Regions from separate parts of the Mus musculus genome. Here region 1 is linked to region 2. Evidence: chromatin loops called from intact Hi-C (ENCODE). Cell type or tissue: gastrocnemius. All regions are shown on one strand. Each heading gives the region's core, and the rest is flanking DNA. Links, peaks and the distances in the headings are about the cores only. Region 1 has its middle 20 kb from the start of Rxra. Region 2 overlaps Gm52506 (a long non-coding RNA gene).

Region 1 (2,910 bases), core at 301-2,800, 75 kb before region 2:
CCTGGTCTGTTTCCGGCTTCCTTCAGATGAAGATGTAGAACTCTCAGCTCCTCCTGCACCATGCCTGCCTGGATGCTACCATGCTCCTGCCTTGATGATAATGGACTGAACCTCTGAACCTGTAAGCCAGCCCCAATTAAATGTTGTTCTTATGAGAGTTGCCTTGGTCATAGTGTCTGTTCACAGCAGTATAACGCTAAGACAATGTACATGTGTGAGAGTGTGTGTGTGTATGCACATGTGTGCAGTATGTGTGTATAGTATATAAAGAGACTTGTATTCAATAGCAGAAGTAAAACCAATATATTAAGTGGTGAGTGTGAGGCTTGTGAGATGGCTCAGTGGCTCTGAGCTTAAGAGGACATGCTGCCCTTGAGAAGACTGGAATTTGGTATCTGTCACCCATCTCAGGTAGCTCACAGCCATCTCAGGTAGCTCATGTTCTCACAGGCACATGAACCCACAATCATGCACACATGAATGTACATGCATACACATGCATATTTTAAACGTATAATAATCTTTTTTAAAGTGGGTAAGAGGAGGCTGGAGAAACAGACTGCTCTTCCTGAGAGGACCTGGTTTAACTCCCAGCATCCACATGGAACCTCACAGTGTTTGTGATTCCAGTTCCAGAGGCTCCAGCACTCTCCTTTTGCCTCCCTGGGCACTTCATGCATATGATGGACACACGGACATGCAGGCAAAGACTCATACACATAAAAAAAAAAATCTAAAAATCCTTTCTAAAGAAATGAGCAACATACTTAAATATACATCTCACAAAAGAATATGCACAAATAGTCCAAACTACAACAAAATTGCGCCACAAGGCCTGGCAGCTAAAATTTCCAAGACTTTTCCTACTGGTGGCAAAGATGTAGAGTAACAGAACTCTTTGGCCTTCACAATGGGAATATAAAACAGGACAAGTACATTGGGAGAGAAGATGCTATTCTTTTTAAAACTTAAATGTAAATAAAATACAGAAACATGGCCCAACCACTTACCCCTAGAGCATGTGCCCACCAAAAGACACATACAGGAATGCTTGGGCAGCCCCCTGCAGCACACATGGGCTCTCCTACTTGTATCATTCAAACAAGCAAGCAGAGAAACTCCAAGGTAGTCAGTGAGGTAGCAGACCCTGAAGATCCAACCCTGCTCCTGACACATATTAGCTGCATGACTTCACTCCAACAGCTCCATCTCCATGAGTGGCAGGTTTCCTGTGGGAGCGAGGGGGTCTCAGCAACTGCCAACAGTGCCGGTCCTTATGTACATCCCTGGCAAGTGCCTTGTGTGTGTCAATGGAGAGCATAACCTAGTGTGGGTATGCACTCATGTACCTGCCCTTAGTGTGATGTTCATTTTGGGGGTACCATTGGAATACATAGGGAATGTAAACAGGGCCAGTGATGAGCAGCCAGACAGAGGGACGGGATAACTCCAAGTCATACCTACAAGGGTAAAGATGTGTTTCAGACCTCAAACCTCAGAGGATATAGTGACTGCAGAAAAAGATGTCAGGTGGAGCATCTGAGGCAGACATAGCAGATACCCAGAGCTTAGGAGGTTGTAATAGGAGTCCCTTGGCAGTGAGGAGTATTGTGTCAAGGCCACTTAGGGACTGGGATTATCGATGAGTAGATAAAGTGCCTGCCTAGCCAGCATTTAACCTGAGTTCAGTTCCCAACACCACATAAACCTGGTGTGTTGTGGTGCCCTACACCTGGAATCCTAGCAGCCTGGAGGTGGATGTGGGAGGAACTGGAGGATGCCAAGAACATCTCTGCTATGTACCAGTTCAAGGCTGACCTCTATAAAGCCCTGTCTCGAAAACAAAGAAGAAAAGGAGAAGTACTTGGGATCCCAGGCCTGGTGTCTGCATGACCCTTGATGCCCCCGAGCCCTGGCTCCATAATATTCCCCATGGTATCTAAAGCCCTCAACACAAGTGGCCCCCATAGGCATACAAATGATGACCCTAACCTTGCTGAATACAGTAAGCAAAGAGCTTTCTCCTTGTCTTCACACCCACAGCTTAGTATTTTACTGCATTCTTCCTCTAAGCCCCCAAATAAAATGTAAGGCTCTATTGCACTGGGTGTGTCCAATCAGAGAAGACTTTGAGCTTTGCCCTGTTGAAAGGTGGTGTTCTCTGCAGGGGAGAAGCCTGTCCCAAGGAAACCATGTTCCTCTAAGGAAGGAGAGCTTTTCAGGAAGGTGTCCTTCATCCCTAACTAAAGCTTACTAGGTTTTTACACTGCAGCCCATGACATGGCAAGGGTACAGCCTTGGGAGTCCTGCAGACCTCAGGTTAAACCTCATCCCTAGCATTGTGACTTCGGTCCCTGAAGCTTAAAGACCCCAAGTTCTCACTTGTGTCAAGAGAGCAAGCCCCTTCCCCCAGGTCCTTCCCCCTTCTGAGGCTCTAAGAAAGAGCACAGGATGCCAAGGCAGTGCTGGCACCTTCCCCCTTGGCTGGTACAGGGAGCAGTGCTGCTTCTCCTACCCACTTAGGGCGGTCTTAGCAGCAAGCCAGAACCTCCAAGGGTTCCTCCTCCCCAAGGATCAGCAAGCAGAACTTGAATCAGCATCAGGACCCGAGAACTGTATGGGTGGTCCCTCTCATGGCAGTTTCATCCTTGTGATGTTCTGCCACTGTGGTGTCCCTGACGGTAACTCTTGGCTCACGCTGGCTTTTTCTGTGGGAATGTTTTATGGTTCTCTCACATGGAGGGATCTAAGTGTCAAAACAGTCTTTTTGTACAAAGGAGTCCCTGTGGCAAAGCAAGCGCAGGCGGTGCTTAGGCCTAAGTTGCTGAGCTGTAATGCTACCAGAAGATGCCATGCTAATCCAGGACATGGCTCAGAACCTGAAGCAGGCACACCTCCTCTGCTGCTATG
Region 2 (2,910 bases), core at 227-2,726:
CAGTTAAGCGCACTGGCTGTTCTTAACCAAAAGACTCAGGTTCAATTTCTAGCACCCACATGGGAGCTCACAACTCTTTTTAACTCCAGTTCCAGAGAATCTGATGCCCTCACACAGACATATATGCAAGCAGAATAACAATGTACATAAATGCTGATTGGCTCTGCAGTTCCAATTCCAGTCTAAGCTCTGTGTCCCCCACCACCATCCTCCATGGGTTTAATCCTGGTGTTGGTTTATTTACAGTGTAGTAGAAATCACGGGGAGACATGGAGGAGGGCAGTGCATGCCTAACAGAGTCCTGCCTTCCAGCTAGAGTAGAAAGCCAACCCCTACAGGCTGCTTTCCCAAGCCAGAGAAAACTGGAAGTGGTCCAGGTTAGTTAGTAAGGACCCCATGTTGCACATTGGCAGCCAAACCTTTGGAAGGAGTCCCTACCCCAAGGACCCTACCCTGGGCTTTAGGACCAGTAGCCAATGCAGGCCTAGCAAAGGGCAAAGAGACAGAAGGACAGCTGGCATGAGGTCCCGTTCTGGCTTATGGCAGTATCTCAGCCAGTGATCACCTGATTATGATCTGTGCCCATTGCACAAGTAAGTAGTCCTGTGGCATTGTCCCAGGCAGAAGTTGTCCCTTTCCATGTACAGTTGAGAGTTTGTAAACATACACTCCAGATAAGCACACTCTCTGGGTCCACCCCTATCGCCTCTGATGCCAGCACCTCACCCCCTGAGCACTGTCTACCTAAACTCTGTTTCAGAGCTGTGGTCCTGAGTATGACCACAGCCACTTCCAATTCAGCGCCAAGAAGCTAAGGGACTACATTCCCCTCTTGCTGAGGATGTAGAGACATTTGCATTTTCGCTATTTTTGTTGAGATAGATCTTAATAAAAAGTTTCCCAGACCAGAGCCAGCATCATGGCTTCCACATCCCTTGCAGATGGGCCAAGTGTGACATGCGGACCAGCACAAAAACTTCTAAGGGGTGAGGATCAGAAATCCAGGATTGCCAACTCATTCTTTACCCTGGGCCATCTCATCCAGCTCCTGCCCTTGGCAGATGGGAGGGAAGGTCAGCACAGGGCTCAGCATCAGCCAATATCCCGGGACCACGGGCCTTTTATAAACCGAAATGATGAGTGACAGAGGTCTGGAGCCTTAAGAATCCCTGAGGGTAGCTATTACCCCCAGCCCCCCCAGCTAGCGTAGCTCCTCACCCACCCATCCCATGCAGAACAACTAGAGCCTAGCATCCTAGCCCTTCCAGCCAGCCAGAGTGATGGGCAATGGCTGGTGCTCCTGGCCAGCCAGCAGCTGAACTAAGTCTGAACTCTTACAGGGCAAGGGTGAAGCGCAGGGAGACATCCTGCCAGCCATTTCTCAGCCAATGGTCTCAGCTGGTGCCTCCCTTTTGTTCCCAAGGGAGAGGATGTGTGGACTCAGAAGGTGGCCGAGTAGGGGAACAGCCAGCTTGCTGCCACAGCATCTCCACTGCCCGCCGGCAAGGAGATCACTCAGGCCCTGATACGATCACCTCAGGACAGGCGGAAATTGGAGTGTCCCGGGTGCTTGATCGAGGCAGCTAGCGAGCTGAGGCCGCGGGGACATTAGAGGCTGGTGTAATGGCCTCATTCTGCTCCCCTTGCAGCTCCGTGACCTTGGGTAACTCTGAGACTGTGTGCTGCTGTAATGAAAAATCAGGAGTCAGGGAAATGGCCCTGGTGGAAGAGGGTAGGGCTGGCTGCTGAGGGTGCAGGGAGCCCTGCATCCCCCTCTCTATCAACACTGGCTGCAGACCATTTGCCCTACCACAAGCCTCTTGCAGCAGGGCCTGGCAACCCCCGAAGAGACACTCCCCTCTCCAAACTGTAATGAGAGGAGGTGGAAGACCTCATAGAGGGCATCAGAGGAAAGGAGACCTGGAGGAAAGAAGACTCACAGAAAGAACAAAAGGATACCCTGCCCAGAGCTGTGTTGAGCACACAGTGGGTGGCTGCATCCCTGGAGAACAGGCCAGCTTGGGGACCCCTTCATGGGCCTCAGTTTCCCATCCTTGGCCTCCCCCAGCAGGAACCAAGGACATCAATGGAACAAGTACTTTATGATGTTCCTCCTCAGAGTGGGCTGTTATTTGGCCCATTTGCAGAGGTCCAAGAAGGCCTCTTCCTGGCCCTGGCCAGCCCTTTCTTAAGGCTCTTTCTACAAGCAGCCTTGAATACCACCTCCCAACCTCCAAGTTTGCAAGCACCTTGTCAAGATTTTGCCCAGTCCTGTGTGATGGTGCATACCTGTGACGGTCACCTGCCAAGGTCTGGGGTAGCTAGGGGTGGGCTCAAATCCTGGGCTGTCTTGAGAAAAGAACAAGAAAGAAAAAAGGAAGGAAGGGAGGAAGGGAGGGAGGGAGGGAGGGAGGGAGGGAGGGAGGGAGGGAGGGAGGGAGGGAGGGAGGGAGGGAGACAAGTGATCCTATGCTCTTGCATATGTTCCACTCTAACCAAGCGAAGACTCTTCTGAAGTTTCCCTTTTCTTTTCTCTTCCCCTTATCACCTACTAACCAATCACATCAGACATGAGGTCAAGCTCCCACCATCCACCTGTCCCTCTCTGCCCCACCCCAAACTGCCAGGCACAATCAAATCATACCACCAGACAGGCATGGGGCAAGGCTTCCTCATGCCTCATGCCCCCCCCCCCCGAGTGTGACAGTATCAATGGTAAACCTTGGTAACATGAAACCTTGGGATGGGAGGATGAGCTTTGGGGACCCCTGTAGACCTACCTCCACACACTCCCTGGAGATCCCCCACCCCAGTAGAGATGTTCTCCTGAGTGACTGATCCTCCCTTCCTCCAAGAAATCACCTCTAATGGCTGGCCACTGCTTTGTCCTTGGCTCCCTCCCCCCTGCCT

The links. Hi-C counts contacts between places; a loop is a spot of excess contacts. Peaks named below come from ENCODE experiments on the same cell type or tissue, not always from the same donor. Only the 100,000 strongest peaks of a DNase experiment are listed, where the experiment ranks them.
Region 1: a loop joins it to region 2, with 1.8 times the contacts of the local background. A loop is called at or near these places in 2 of 42 quality-filtered maps.

What each region holds. Positions count from the first base shown.
Region 1 is chr2:27,655,997-27,658,906 of GRCm38, reverse strand. No RefSeq gene overlaps it. Among named protein-coding and RNA genes, the nearest start is that of Rxra, 20 kb to the left of the region's middle. In gastrocnemius, for the core only: no CTCF peak of the experiment used is centred there; no DNase peak of the experiment used is centred there.
Region 2 is chr2:27,580,831-27,583,740 of GRCm38, reverse strand. It overlaps Gm52506 (a long non-coding RNA gene), which reads right to left. Exons shown (of 3, transcript XR_003953780.1): 2 at 2,290-2,349; 3 at 1-1,685. Among named protein-coding and RNA genes, the nearest start is that of Gm39776, 4.6 kb to the right of the region's middle. In gastrocnemius, for the core only: no CTCF peak of the experiment used is centred there; DNase peaks (open chromatin) are centred at 440 and 1,322.